2 separate regions of the Mus musculus genome follow, and region 2 is linked to region 1. The links are chromatin loops, found by intact Hi-C in ENCODE. Cell type or tissue: left cerebral cortex. All regions are shown on one strand.

Evidence for each region. A loop is a pair of places that touch in the nucleus more often than their neighbours do. Peaks named below come from ENCODE experiments on the same cell type or tissue, not always from the same donor. Only the 100,000 strongest peaks of a DNase experiment are listed, where the experiment ranks them.
Region 2: a loop joins it to region 1, with 6 times the contacts of the local background. A loop is called at or near these places in 3 of 42 quality-filtered maps.

What each region holds. Positions count from the first base shown.
Region 1 is chrX:166,335,269-166,343,268 of GRCm38, forward strand. It overlaps a transcript of Gpm6b not described here. Among named protein-coding and RNA genes, the nearest start is that of Gpm6b, 5.3 kb to the right of the region's middle. In left cerebral cortex, no CTCF peak of the experiment used is centred here; DNase peaks (open chromatin) are centred at 3,325, 3,717, 4,018, 4,789 and 1 more place; H3K27ac peaks cover 1,672 bases.
Region 2 is chrX:166,213,199-166,221,198 of GRCm38, forward strand. No RefSeq gene overlaps it. Among named protein-coding and RNA genes, the nearest start is that of Gemin8, 47 kb to the left of the region's middle. In left cerebral cortex, no CTCF peak of the experiment used is centred here; DNase peaks (open chromatin) are centred at 1,571, 3,715, 5,936 and 6,311; H3K27ac peaks cover 1,528 bases.

The DNA of each region.
Region 1 (8,000 bases):
TGCAGGAGTCCTTGTATAGCTTTGTGTCTTTCCATTCTAACTGCCTGATTCCTGAGCTCCCAGCAATCTCATCTGATAGCCAAGACTCTGCTCAAACTCGGGCCATAGCCCAAGTCCCTTTAGTTTCTTCTGCTTGGTGTCTCTGTCCAAGGAAGATGGAAAGACCTGCTCTCAATATTGTCCTGCAGATAAAAAAAGAAAGAGAGGGAGAGGGAGAGGGAGAGGGAGAGGGAGAGGGAGAGGGAGAGAGAGAATGAGAGAGAAAGAACGAACGAACATGGTCAACTCTCCTTGGCAATGCTGGTGCACAGGATTCATGAAATCTGCCATCCTTGTCCTTGAGAGAGGGACTGTGTCAGACATTTCACAGGTGGGCAGCTATGGTTCTACAGAGACAGTGTTGAGCCCAGTCACTGCATTCCACATGAAATCATGTGGCCTAGTGTTTGTGGTGCATATATACAAAGTCAGCCAGCTCTTAGTATTTGATGCTTTCTGTCTCCCAGATGAGTATGAAATGAGCAGTGTTGTGAGTAGGCCTGGATGGGTCCAAGAGGAATGGGGGAAGGGTCCATGTGCCTGTCCGAGAATGTGCCTTTCCCTAGACAGAAGCTCATTAATCCTTACATTGACTCAAGTCTGGGGAAAATGTGTGTTTGAGGGCTGAAGTAACTTCTAGGCAAAAATCGGGAAAAGGGGGGGGGGTTTCTTTGGTGCACCTGAGTTCTCAAAGGGGATATTAAAAGAGTCACATCATCTTTCTTCCTTTCAACTTGTAAGATACTTTACCATCCAAATGTCTTGTGATTTAACTTCAAATTGTCTCTATTTGGCAAAGCTGGCCAAAGATACAGAGACACATCTGCTCTGGGTTGCCTTCCTTGGGCACACCGTACTGAAAGTTGGGGTTGCCCCAAGTGACTGTTTCCAAGTCAAGTGGACAGCAGGTAAATGTGCATGGCTGTACTCTAGTGGAGAAAGTGGGCACTTATCAGTGAGAGAGATTGAAAGAGAGTTAACCTGACTTCTGCAAACAGAGACAGAGACATTACCCAGGAAGCCACCTAAAGGAAAGGGACCTGGAGCTCTTGGAACAGAGTCAGAGCTGGGAAGGCTGGCACTGGGGTGGGGTTTTGACAGATGGTATTAGGCACAACCTTAGCAGAGCACCCCAGGTTCTCCCAGTTATAAAATTGAATGGCTCACTCTTAGGAGAATACTCTACCCTCTGGGATTTCTGGTGACATAAGAATGAGCCACAACAAAGTAACGACTGGAATTTGAAAAGCTGCAGTGGAGGCCTAACAAAGAGACTCTGAAGGTCTGCCCCTTGTTCATACTGATGTGGTACATGTATCATAGATGTGTTAACCAGGCCCTTCAGGAAGAGCCTGTTGGTGGTGTAAGACTCTTATTGAGGGAATCCAAAATCCCTGTGGAATATGATAATGAACCAAGAAGCATCTTCTCATTAGATCAGCTGTCTGTCTCCTGATGTATGCCTTGTGTACACAGAAGCAGACATTTTCTTTTATCAAAATCATTAGAAAGATGGGCTGGAAGGATAGCTCAGCAGTTAAACAGCACTTACTGCTCTTGTAGAGGACCTGGATTCAGTTCGCAGAACTCACATGGTGGCTCACAATCATTTATAACTCTAGTTCCAAGGCATTGGATCCGCTTTTGATTTTCTGTAGGCAAGCATGTGGCACATGTACATGTACACAGACAAAGCACTCATATGCAAAGCACTCATATGCAAAGCACTCAAATGCAAAACACTCATGTGCATGCTTTTTTTAAAGTAAAAAATTAAAAGAAATAAAAATGGGGACAAGGAATGTATCTCAGTTGGGAGAGTGTTTGCCTAGCATACACAAAACCCCATGTTCGCAGGGTGTGGTGGCTCATACCTTTAATCCCAGCACTTGGGAGGCAGAGGCAGGTAAATTTCCAGGCCAGCCTGGTCTACAAAGTGAGTTCCAGGACAGCCAGGGATACACAGAAAAACCCTGTCTCAAAAAACCAAAAACCAAAACAAACAACCGCCCCCCCCCAAAAAAAAAAAAAAACCAACCCATGTTCTAAGGAAACTGGGTGTGGTACTGAACACCTACAATCCCCATACTCAGGAGGTGGAAGTAGTATCCGTATCAGGAGTGTAAGTTTATCCTTGGCTGTATAGCAAGTTTAAGGGCAGCTTTGGGTATAAGAAACCCCATCTCAATTTTTAACAAACAAACAAACAAACCTATAACAAAAGACAAATCATCTGACTCCCAATTTTTTTTTTCATTTTTTAGGTGTGACTGTTGTGCCAGAGTCCATTCCCCAGTGAAACAGTGTATAGTAAAAGCTCTCTCTCTCTCCCTCCCTCCCTCTCTCCCTCCCTCCCTTCCTCCTTTCCTCCTTCTCCCTCCCCTCCCTCTCCTCTACCCCCTGGGGCCTCTGATATTCTAAAAATTTAAAGTCTACTAATATCCTCAAGCAACTCAGACTTGGGGCAAGCTTCTTGTCTTAATAAGGCCAAGACCATCACCCTTTTACTATGTCATCTACCAGTTATGCCTCTTAAGCTTGTTAACATGGATACCATCAGGTAATGGTTGTATGTCCCCCTTTCCAGGCAGGACAGGCTGTACCTGTAACCTGCCAGTCATCACCATATCTTTTGAGTGTTTTTTGTCTTGGAGTTGGATAGACATCTGTTTTCCTCTAGTTCCTCTTTCCTCACTTCCATGTTAAGGGAGCTGTTGTATTTTATACAAAGATAAAGAGAAGAATGTTTTGGTGGATGTGTAGTCAGGTATGGGGGAAGGGGGACCAGCCACAGGACAGTATAGTATAGAACAGTGTTTATTTAGGTTATTTAGGGCATGGGGAAGGGAGTTGAGATGGTAGTAGAGACAGAGAGAGAGAGAGAGAGAGAGAGAGAGAGAGAGAGAGAGAGAGAGAGAGAGAAAAGAGAAGTAGAGAAGTAGAGGCAGGACATGAGCATGTGGAGGGTGGGTAGAGGAATGGGGAGAGAAGTGGGAAGGGGCAAGAAGGTAGAGAGGGAACAAGAAGTCAAGAGCAAGAGAGAGCAGAGGGGGCAAGCAACCCCTTTTATAGTGAGTCAGGCACACCTGGCTGTTGCCAGGTAACTGTGGGGCGGAGCTTAGACCAAATGGTAACAGGAGCTGTCCCAACTTGCTCTCTGTATCTGGTGCCTACTCTCCTGGCCTCTTGATTCCTTGCCACTCATCCACCTCCACTTACATCTTAATCTCTTTCCATCCCAGATGCCTTTGCAGGATCCAACATTTGGCAGACTTGCTCTTGGCTGTGATTTTCTCCTTTATCTGCTACATCATTCCCTCGCCTTATCTCGCTACATTTCTGCAGTATTCGGCCCATCCTTTCCTCCTCTTCCTCACTTTCCCAGTCCTCCGGTGGTCCTTCTAAAAACTGGTGGTTTCCATTCTAGTCTCTGTGATGACACTGGCAAGGAAGTTGGAATTTTCTGTTTTAGTGGTCTTTGCTATATCCTCCCTGCCTAACTGCTTTCACTGTGTCACGTCCCCCGCTTCTCAAAATTCTCTCCTCTGTGACAAGCCCCTGACCTGGATCTTCTCCAATATTCTCGGCCTCCTTTGAGAGTACTTCTACCAAGGCCCCCTGAGCTTAGGTGGTACGTGCATGGTGTTCTCCTTTGCGCCTTCTGCTCTGGCATCACACCCACCCCCGCTCAAATTTGTTCCTCCGTGCTGCTAGCACCCAATTCTTCAGTTCCAAATTCTGCCTAGACTGAGCAATTTTACAAGCATAGCTCACATGGCTTCCAAATGTGATTGTCTTTCTCAGTCTCCCTCACCTGGTGGGAGTTGAGTCATATATTGCCTCTCAGGTGCCAATATAGTAAAATCTTAACTTCTAGTACCTGTGAAGGTGCCATTACTTGGAAGTAGTCTTTGTAGATATAAGGAAGTGGGGGTGAGGCCTTGGTTGACTAGCGTAGGCCTGAGTCCAACTTGATCTATCGGTGTCCTTATGAGACACACAGAGAGAACACCATATGGTGACATGGGTGGAGGCTGGAGCACAGAACCAAGCCAAGGACTAAACATCAAGGACTACTAATGACTGCTGGAAGCTGGTAGAGGCAAAAATGAACCTGCCTCATGATCCTGTCAGAGAAACTGCAGCCCTTTCCTCACCTTGGCTTTGGATTTTTAGCTTCCAGAACTGTGAGAGACTAATTTCTGTGATTTAAAACTGTCAAGTTTATGCTCCTTTATTACAGTGGCCCTAGGAAACCAGTCTGTCCCCTGATTTTATGCTCCCCATGGGCGTCAGCACTGCCTCCCCCATCTCTTGTCTTGATGATCAGTTGGTCTTTTCTGCTGGGTATAGATCCTCCAACTTTTCCTGTTGGACATTATTCCCCCAACTATACTTTCCTATAGGTCCATCAAATTCCTCTCTTTGTACCCTTCTAAAAGTAGCCAATTGTGTTCCAGCTGCCTACATGGCATGTTATGTGTTCAAACAAACTGGGGGTGGGGGGTGTACATATTTTAAAGTTTTCACACCACACAAGCTGGTCACTACCCATTCACAATATCAGGGCATAGGACATATAGTAAAACCTTTCCAGCTGACTCCAGGGTACAGCCAGGCTCTAGAGCCATTGGCTAACAAGAGAAAGTTCTAGCAACCGTAGAAAACTAGACTGAAGGCAATGGTTCTCAGCTGGGAATGAGTTTCCTCCCTCATGTGTCTAGTGAGTGGAGGCCAGGAACATTCTCAAACACCCACATGTCCTGGCCAGTGAAGAATGGCCACATGCTGAGTGTGGCATATGCTGACATTGTGCAAGCATGATACAAGAGAGAGAGAGGAAGGAAGCCACAGTATTCACATTGACTTTGAGATACGTGTGGCCCACCCTGCTTGGGAAAATGAACATGCTACTTGATCGCACAGTGCCTCTGTGCTGAGCCCATATCTCAGCTGGGAATGTGGAAACAGTCCACGTTGCCCCTGTTGCTATCATGTCAAGCCCTAGTTTATGCCTACCAAACTTGTTCTCACTCTCTGAACATTTGGTTCTGTGAATTGTTTGCTTGCTTGTTTGTTTGTTTGTTTGTTTGTTTGTTTGTTTGTTTGAGGCAGGGTGCAGAGGAGCTGGGCACACCTCAGGCTGGCTGTTGCTAAACTCAACAATTGCTGTTTTGGCAGCTCCTGAATTTTCTAATGAGGTTACTGCCTGGAACTAAGTAAATAGCTGACGAGGCTGGAAAGAAAGGGGAAAAAAGTCTCTTGTGCTCATCATATTTGTGGGCATTAGCCAGGATCTACTTGGGAACAAACTCTGCCATTAAAGACAACGACTATGGATGATGGCTCACCCTTATGGAGATTCATCATTTTTTGTGGCATTAATAATTGAACCCAGGGTTTCTTGTATGCTAGGCAAGCACTCTGCCACTGAGCTACATTTTCAACCAAAACTTCACAATTTAAAAATAATTTCGCCATTATTTTATGTATATGGGTGTTTTGCCTGCCTGTATGTCTGAATACCACATGCATTCCTAGTGCCCTCAGAGGTCAGAAGAGGGGGTCAGCTCCCCTAGAACTGAAATTACAAATGATTGTGAGCTGCCATGTAGGTGTTGGGAATCAAACTCAGGTCCTCTAGAATAACAGCCAGGGCTCTTTCTCTTAACTACTGAGTCATCTCTCCAGCCCTTAGCTCTACCATTTCTAAAGAGTATTCATAAACATCGTCTGACTTGATCTTCACTTTCAGTTCAATATAAGGTGTCATTTCTTGTAAACTATAGCAGATATGCAGAAGATATGGAGTAAAGCCATCAAGGAAGGAAAAGAATAGTAAGTACTGAATCCACAGGCATTTTTCAAAACTCACATTTCATGAAAACTTAGAAATTCTATTATTTTTATTTATCATTTAATGACATTGTTACTTCTTTTGTGTTTGTCAGCTCTCATGTGCCATAGCATACATGTGGAGGTCAGAGGATAGTTTTCTCTCACCATGTGGGTCCCAGGGATCTAAGTCAGATTGTCATGGTTGACAGCAAGTATCTTACTCACTGGACTGGTATACCAGCCCTCTTTTGATTTGTTTATGTTGGGCAGGGGTGGGGTGGGGCATCACACTGGTAGCTGAGGCTGGCTAAGAACTCACTATATAGCACAGACTGGCCTCGTGCTTTTTAAAATCCTTCTGGCTTAAAAAGACAAAAATTAGAAATTTAATTATCCTGCAAGACAAAGGCTTCCCCAAACTGATTTTTAAAAAGTTTTAATACAGTCTAGTTATGGATAAAAACCAATTCTTAGCAATCATATTCTGAATTCCTAGCACTATTCTGTTTTTCTAGTTTGTATTTCTTATTAGACAGCATTTCACGTATCAGACACTGAGGAAGGATTATGGCCAAGTGTATTTCATGTGACATAAATGTTCTATGAGCCAAGAAGGCTTGTAGAGGAATTTGCAGTTAGAATGAATTGAAAAAAAAAATCTATTCCTGGTGTTTTCATTTTTCTTTTGACTTCACTCATTTTGAGCCCTGCTCCTCAAACAAACAAAACCCCTAAGATATATTCCAGAAAGCTGTGGACAGGAGGCAGTGGGCAAAATTGTTTTATGATCATGTGGTTAGGCTAAGTATAGGGAGATGACTTTGCAACTTAATGAATTTTCCTCTCTTCATCTTGTGATATCGCTGGCAGGAAGGAGCGCTCTGGTTAAGCAAGTTCTCTGTGGCCCATTAGCCTGACGACTACCTAGAGAAGGCGCCCTGGCTTGCTCGTGGACATCCTGGTAGACATTAGCCCTTGGGAAGCTCTTCCAAGCATGTGCTTGTTTACAGACCTCGCTGTGGTACTCTAGCAGATGTGCATGGTGGAGGACATAAGCTTGGCATGTAGATGAAACTGCACTCTTTTAAGGCAGTACCAGCAGTTCCATAAGGTTCAATGTAATACATCCATTTTCGGTCAACATCTCTTATTCTTGCATCAGCATTTTGTCCAGTTGCTTTGATTTGTCACTATATTATAGACAAGAGCTGTTTAAGGAAATCTAGAATGCCTTTCATATTTTGCCTTTCACTGTATTCATATTAAAATAATGTTTCAAACTAAGTTCAGTGGTGGGTACCTCACCATAGCCAGACCCTGTCTCTTATGTAAATAAACTAATTTGTCTAATAGGAGAGCCAACAAAATTGGGCTCCTCTGATATTTCTAGAATTAAATGATTTTCTTAGACACTCCATAAAAACCCACTAACATAGTTAATCACAATTTTTAAATTATATTCATTTGTTTCACTGTAATATATATATGTCAGAGAATAACTGTGGAAGTTGGTATTCGCTTCTCATTCAAGTCCTGAGGATGAAGCTCGGATCATACTTGATAGCAAGAGCCATCTTGCCAGTGCACAAGTAAAATTTTATACCTTTATGTCTGAATGGACCTAAGTTGTTCAAACATGGCCTTTAAAAAATTGTCCAATTAAGGCACACTATAAGTTTTCCCATGGAGATAGTTATCACACACACACACACACACACACACACACACACACACACACACACACACTTTTTTCTAGAGGCTGAAGTTTTAGGTGGTGCCCTCCCAATCCCTTCACCAAGAGACAATAAAATAGGCTGAAGCCATATTTCCGGGGGGGTGGGGGAGAACTGGCTGTGGGCGTGGTCTTCAGGGACAATGGGTAAAGTGGAAAGTGAGATGGAAAATTAAAAGAAAGTGTCGAAGCAGGCCAAACAGGTTTTCAAGGTGTTTTCTTGTTTAACACAGCAGAAATGTTGAATATAAGTGGGCGTGAGAGATTATCTAAAACCAAAGCATTAAAAGATCAGGCTGGTAAAGGATTTTGATTTGGGATCTTCCCACATTGTTTTGAGGTATTGTGTAAAAACCCCATAAAACTTTGGAGAATGTTTTTAGGAGAGGTG
Region 2 (8,000 bases), 120 kb before region 1:
GAGGTGGCCCTGCCACTTGTCTGGCAAGAGGTGGTGTGGGTGTAGGGGTGATGCCCCCTATGCCCCTCAGAGAGCTAGTCCAGGGGGCTTGAGACAGCTAGCCCTGTTCCCCCAATGGCTGTAACACTTTGTAGCACTTGGGACAGTGGGCCCTGCATATCACCTGAACAACACAATGGGGCTGGCCCTGACTTTGAAGCACTAATGGGTCAGCTAGCTGGCTCTGGAGGCATGGGTACAGATGAACTATCATGAGAGCAGGAGAGCTGAGCCTGCCTCCTGCTGCTGAAGGCATTGGGTGGCCTAGCTGGAGCAGTGCTGGAGAGCACATCTTAGTGGTGTATATAAGGGAGAGCTGGGGTACCAGCTCAGTTACCCCGCAGGTACAGATCCAAGGATCTGACTTGGCCCTCTGAAAAATCTTTGTCATCTGAAAATGGTGGGGATGAATGAAATGCCAGTCCTGCTGTCCCAAGACTACAGGATCTACTGGACACAGGGCAACAACAGGATAACTAGGAGGAGTCCCAGTGAGGATCCAGTATTGATGGTGTCACAGAAACCAGAGATCTCAAACCAGAACAATGACTCATTGCAATGAACATTTGCAAGTGAAGGTGTGTTGACAGAGAGATATATCCTGGGATACACTGTGACATTCTACAGTTTCCATGATGAGATGTTTTCTATGCTTTGTTTTTGTTGTTTATGGGTGTTATATTTTTTGAGGGGGTGGGAGGTTTTTACTTTGGTTCTGGAGATTAGAACTCAGGTCCTCGTGCTTGCACAACAAGCACTTTGCCTACTAAGCCATCTCCTCTACCCGATTTCTTTGAGTCTATCTAGTTTAGGACTATATAAATTTCAACTCAACCATCCCACTAAAGTCTCAATTCTTGTAAGTTCTTTCCACTTTTTTTTTTGCTGTTGTAAATGATACTTTGATGTTCATAAATAATGCATTGGTGAAGTTTTTTGTTTTTTTGTTTTTTGTTGTTGTTGTTGTTCTTCTTCTTCTTCTTCAAGACAGGGCTTTTCTGTGTAGCCTTGGTTGTCCTGGAACTTACTTTGTAGACCAGGCTGGTCTCGAACTCAAAAATCCACCTGCCTCTGCCTCCCAAGTGCTGGGATTAAAGGCATGCACCACCACACCTGGCTTGGTGAAGATTTTTATGCATAAATTTTAGTCTCTTTTTCAGACTAGTCTGCCTGAGGACAGAATACAGAGGTGGAATTAGCAAGTCAAATAGAGAACATGTTTTAGGCTCTTGATAGTTACTATCAAATCGCTCTCAAAAAGGTTAGACCTATATACATTCCCCAGGCTTATGAAAGTCATATACAACCTTAAAGGAGGAGAAAGCTCTTGGTTAGCATCAGCTTCCTTTTAAAAATAGGGTGGGTTCTTTTTATACTAAGAAAGTGCTGGAATTTCGCACATCATATGCATGGCAGAGAGTGAAAACTAAGATTCTGAGTATGAAAGAGTCATTAGTGCCTTTAGAGCAAAGCTTCAGTTAAATTGTGATGCAGCTTGCAGATCATATGAAAGTAGGCATAGAAGCAGTCATGACTAAATATATGTGGTTGCTAAGATACTAAGCTGGAGACTAGGAATTAACTTTTCACACCTTCTCCTCCAGTGAGTCATTTCAGGACTAGCCGTCTCTTTTTGTTAAATGGTATAGCATGGAAACATTTGGGACAAATTGGTATTTGGCCAGAAGGGAAAGAATTGCACAAAATGAGGACAAGATAAGAAATAGGAAGACATGAGTTCTGAAACAATGTGTTGCTCTGTGACTCCATGTCTATTCGTCACTTAATCCTCTGAGTCAAGTAAAGTAGGAATCTAACTCACAGAGCTTTTGTGAAGAGCACATACACGCTAATAAGTGACAAAGTGGTCTCAGATTTTATGACTGCTTTGATCTTGGGCCCTCAGCTTTGAATACTCATTCATAAAGAGGGCCTTGAACGCCTCTGCAAAAATTTGGTCTTGTATTCAGTTGTAGCAGATTCAACCGTCTACTTCTGGGAGAATATACTTACAGGGGTGTGTGTGGGTGTATTGATTAAGGTCCGAGCCTTCCAGTTAGGCTGGCATTTCCTCAAGAACAACAGTTGTATTTCATTTGCATACATGATAAACTAGCTACAGCCCCTGGCAAGAAAAAACAGGCTCATTCCCCCCTGCTTAGTGTTGAATCTCAGTTATGAGAGAATGAGAAGGGGTCTAACAGGAATTTATTTGTTGCTTCTGAGCATCCTGTCACCCATCTTGTGTTGCCATCCCTCCTGGATTACCAGTAAAGCCAACCTTTGCGTCTCTGGTCCTAGCAAGCCATCTCTTCTAAACATTCTCTGACCCCAGAGACTCTTGTCAGCATCCATCACACCTCAATCCAACTCATTCCATGGGTGCTACAATATTCTTTTTCCTGGCAGACTAGCCATACTCTATCAGCCTGTTCTGATGTCTCCTCCCTTGGACCAATGCTGGATTCTATCACCAGCTTCAAATGTGGACTCTGAGTAAAGAAATGGATGACAGGTTTGGGAGTGTATCTTGGTTCATAGGGCATCAGAGTGCTTACCCAGGATATACAAACCCTGGGTTCCACCCCAGCACGGTAAAAAACAAGGGTAGTGGTGGTACTTGCCTATAAACCCAGCACTCAGGAAGTGGATGCAGAATAATCAGAAGTTCAATTTACCCTCAGCTACTTATCAATTTTAAGAACAGCCTGAACTATTTGAGACACAAGACTGTGTCATATGGTGTGTGTGTGTGTGTGTGTGGTGTACATTTTTCAAGTCTCAGGTCATAGTAGGAAACAAACAAATACCAAGTAAAAATGAAGCCATGCTGTGTATCACTTCCTGAAACAAACAGTTTTAAACCAGTCTAACTACATAAATACGTAATTATCTACTAACTGCTTTTATGCAAACTGATATCTAATATTCCCTCAGTAACTGCAAATATGAAGAATAGAATAACAACTTGAGGTTAGTGAGGGCCAACATTACATGCTAATTGTGGTGAGGTCTTGTATTTAAATAGAAAAGCTGAACATGTTTTAAAATGTGGCCTTCCTAAATTTGCTACTGGAAACCTAATTTGATGGTTCTCTGGCATCTGGTGATTCTAGATAGCAGCATACTCTCTAATAAATTCGATGCCTGTGAACCGCCCCCAGAGATTCCAGTATAATCGATCTGGGCAGGCTGTGTGTACATTTTAAATGTTCCCCAGGGGACTGTATATGCAGCCAGGACTGAGAACCAATGCTCTGAAGTGTCTGAGCTTGTGACGCCGGATCTTCTAATTAAACCACAATGGGCTTCCAGGACATGAACATAAAACATCTTACTCATGCTCTCTCCCTCTTGAATGCCCTCACTTTCTTGCATTCTTATTTACCCAATAAATCGCTCTGAGACTTTCTTCTCATACTGCTCTTCTTCTATGCAGTACAAACCCAATATCTGATGGTTCGAATTGCAATAAGCTGGCATCTTTAAAGCCCAGACCATGGCAATAGAGAAACTATGGCCTACAAAAAAAAGGATGAGGTAATGCAGATGGCCTTCTACTTGGGCTTGTGTTACGTGGGTGGCTTTATGGAAGAGAGGGCACGGGAGAAGCCTGGAGAAAACATTGGCATATGGGGCTTTGACAAACCTTCGTGAAACTTCACACTTGGAATAAGGCATAGCCAGGGCGGGATTCCATCTGACGCCCCCGCAGTAGATGCCATGTGGCCAGGAAGAGGAGAAGATTCTAAACCAGGCACTTCCCCTTTTTTTCTTCTAAGTCTCGGGCTCCTTCGGAACTATGATGCTTGGGGTAGAAGATATATTACATTGTATCACAGAATCTGTAACACCAAAGGCCCTTTACTGCAAAGAACCTCAGCCTGCATGAAATGGTGCTGAGACTGAAGGAGAGTTCTCAGAAGGCTGGGTTCATCTTTCCATGGACCTCATCCCATCCTCTTTCAGAAAGATGGTTGCTGAGCAGAAATCTAGGCTACATAGAAAAATTCTCTAGAGGGCCTCAACACTTCAGTAAACCACAGGAGGCTGTGATTTACCTTTTGCCAACTTCAGAAATGGCTAACCTCAAGACTCACAGGCCTTGAGATTTTGGCTATTGTCCTTCTTATCAGTATGAGTTGTGAACCACAAAAACATAAGAGACAAAATTGTAGTGACATGGGTACATCTCTTCTACCATGTTGCTCCAAAGAGGGAGAGTGCCTTTCATGACCAAGAGGTCATAAAAGACTTTGGGCTGCAGGCTCCCTGGCAGCCACCTAGCTGGGCTCTTTTCCAAGGTCCCTAAACTAATCGTCTCCTTGGCAACCAGCATCAATGAAGGATTCTGATGGGCATAACTGCTAGAGGGCCTGAACCAGACCAATTTCTCAGAGAATTGTGTTCTCACAGGAGTAGATTCAACTGGTACTCTGCTTGAATTTGATCGTTCCAGGCAGGGTTTCAACTCTCATGAAGATGAAAGAAGTGAAAATCCAGGCAGACAGGGACACTTTTCACAAAACAGCAAAATTGTAATGTGTCTTTTATCTCAGTGCCCTTGTTCCATTTCCTCCCATTACTATGTTTTCATTGTCGTTGCTGTATCATGTAACCAAGTTTTATGGTAAAAGAGAGTGCCGGCCTACCCCATGGCTCTGTCAGTGGGTAAAGGTACCTGCTGCCCATCTTGACCACCTGACTTTGAGCCCAGACCCCTGCAAGTTGTTTTCTGACCTCCAAACCCTCACAGTGGCCACCAGACACCACCCTCCCACAACACAAGAGAAGTAAATGTCATTTAAATAATGTTGAGTGTTATCTTTAATGCCCATATAAATGGAGGAACTAGTCCTAAGATATCTGCTAGAAGGATCTGGAAGTAAGTTCATGGAAACTGCCCAAGGGCAGATGTTTGCCTTCCTGTCCTACTCAACATCAGCTGATTCTCACAGATACATTTAATGAAAATCTAACGGACTAGATACATTTCTTACTAATGCTGGAACATGCCATTCTGCCTATAGATAACAAGTCTTTTCATTCTAATTCTGGGACAACCTGATTCAAACTGGCTGATGGGAGGAGAGGACACCAGAGCCCCAGGAGAGGCTTCTGGACACTCATACTCACTTCTGAGTTTGACATGTCCCCAGCTTGCTAGCTCCTGATTCTTGTCATATCATCAGAGTTTGGATTTAATCATCCACCAGAAATAAAGCAAGCCATTCTCCAGGGCAGGAGGCTGTGGGGATTTAGCAGCGCTGCCATGAGCTTTTAAAAACCTGTGAGACTGAGCAGTTCGAAGTTTTCTTTCTGTCTGAGTCTGAATTGAATTCTAGGTGTATGGCCTATTGAATCCTACATGAAACCGATTGGTAGACATTGCTAAGTGCAGTAACAATTCCTCCTTAGGACACACGCTTTCCTATACATAAAAATCCCACCCACCTCTCTGGCAGGAAGGCAAGACCCTCAGGATCTACCTTTGATCCTTCCTCAGTTGTACTACTTTCAACACTTCTCTCAACTAGCTTGCCTCCCCCCTTCCTATCTCCTTCCCCTCCTCCTTATGCCTCCCTCTCTCTTTCATTTAAAGTAAACCAGTTCCTTCATGCTCATGCTAAATCTAAATTTTTGTCTGCATCTATTTATTTTACCCCCGAGACAGGGACTCATGTATCCAGCCTTGCTATGGAGCTAGGAATGACCTTGAGCTACCCCTCCTAAGTGCTGAAATCATGTGTGTGCATCACCACACCCTATTTATGTAGTGCTGGGGCTGGAACCAGGGCTCATAAGCATGCTAGGCAAGCCTCTACCAACTGAGCTACACTCCTAGCTCATGTACAAGCTATTTCAAAACCTTCCCAACATCTAAAATGCAGGCTGAATCCAAATGTCCAAAAGTCATTCCACCAAGTATTTTTAAATGAAATAAATAAAGGACTCAGGTATAGCTCAATGGGAATATGAGTTTAGAAGTCACAAAGCCTAGTTTGAGCTGCAGTGCCCTAGCTCCCCCTGCTCCCACCCAAGAATATGAAGAAATGATACACACACACACACACACACACACACACACACACACACACACACATACAAATTCAGGACAGCTTTGTTTTAGCCCCACGATCACCATCTTTTCCTCTTCTTTTAGTGGGAAGGATAGAAATCTTGAAAAGGAAAAATGGGCAGAAATAGAAAGCAGAGACACAGGAAGGAAAAAAGAGAAGAGGAAGAGCCAAATAGCATACTGACAGACGCTGCAGCCCCCAAGCCTGCTGTTCTCTAATTCTGCCAGTAGCCCCGAGAGCCTTGACAAAACACAGCCCAATGAGATCCTGAGAACCCACCGGGTAGCAGCTCCCATTCCCAGAGATCCCAACCCAACTCACTCCAGCCAACATTTCCTGAAGCTCTTTCTCATCGAAAATAAGTGGCAACCTTGGACCTTGCAGGGAGATAGGGGAGACAAATTGTTTCTAAAGAAACAATTTCAGGAAGTGGAGAATGTAGTCCAAGACTGAATGATAGAGGCAAGAGACCTTGGAGAACAAAAAGCCCTGTGTGGGCTGAGGGAGCTGTGGGTGAGGTGCAGAGGAGAGGGTGGGACCTGATGAGCTTGAGGCCTGGGTGGTAGGGATGTGTACAGTGAGCACTTCTAATTCCACCTATTCTTCATGGAGTGGCTGTATTATATATGCATGCAGATGCACACATGTGGAGCTCGGAGGACAACTTTTGGGAAAGGGTCCACTGTAGGTTGCTGGCATCCAAATCAAATCATCAGGCTTACAAGGCAAGCACTTTGAGTTGCTGAGACAGCTCATCATCCCTGTGTGCTTCCATTCTTTCTCCCAACATGGCTCCAGGAAACATGTCACATTTAGAGGACAGTCCCCCAGTCTCCCCCCACTCCCTTTTTTTCCCCCCGAAACTCAGCTATCATTTTTGTTTGTTTGAGATAGGGCCTCACACTGTAGCCCAGGCTGGCCTGTCCTGCTGCCACTAGTGCTGGGATTACAGGCATACATCACCATGCCTGCTTCAGCTATCATATTAAATAAACATACACATATACATATATGTATATATGTATATATATTAGATAAAGATATAGCTATAGATTGTTATTGAAAGACTCTGCAGTGTTTTTTAAAGGGATGTTTGTTCAACATTTGAAGAACATTCTATTTCCTGTTAATATTTTAATGTTGGGTTCGTTTCCTGAAAATGGTTTATTCTTTCTCTTTTTTTTTTCCACTAAAACCTCAATCAGTTGGCAGACTCAGTCTCTCACTGGGGGTTTTACATTGTTAGTTTCAAGATGATCCACTCATGTGAATGATTTACTGCTCCTTTTTTTCTATTCTTCCATCTCTGGCTTTCTATGTTTAGGTTGGGAGGCCAGGGGGCTCAGAAGAGAGAAGATGAATGCTCTAATGTGGTGGAGTTCAGTTTCACTCGGTGGAATGATCAAATTCTCTGAGGCAGGCCGACAAATGGTCTGGCTTCTACACTGGCGGCCAATTTTTAAAAGATGTTCAAGAGAGCCCAGCAGAGTGGCTCACTCTTCCAGTGCTTCTCCTGCTTTCACCTTTGCAGATTTGAAGGTAGCCTGGGATACACTGCAAGACGTCACCTTAAAAACAAACCAACAAAAAAGATTAAGGTCTAGATTTTGTACACACACCATAAAAGTATAGCTTGAGGAAAGATTAAAAAGCAAAACTCTGTCCAGTGGTGGTGGCGCACGCCTTTAATCCCAGCACTTGGGGGCAGGGGCAGGCGGATCTCTGAGTTTCAGGACAGCCTGGTCTACAGAGAGAGTTCCAGAACAGCCAAGGCTACATACACAGAGACACCCTGTCTTGAAATACATTTTTTTTTATAAAAAGGCACAACCCAGGAGAATTGGTGTTTGTAGCTCCATTGTCACAATGCTTGCATGAAGC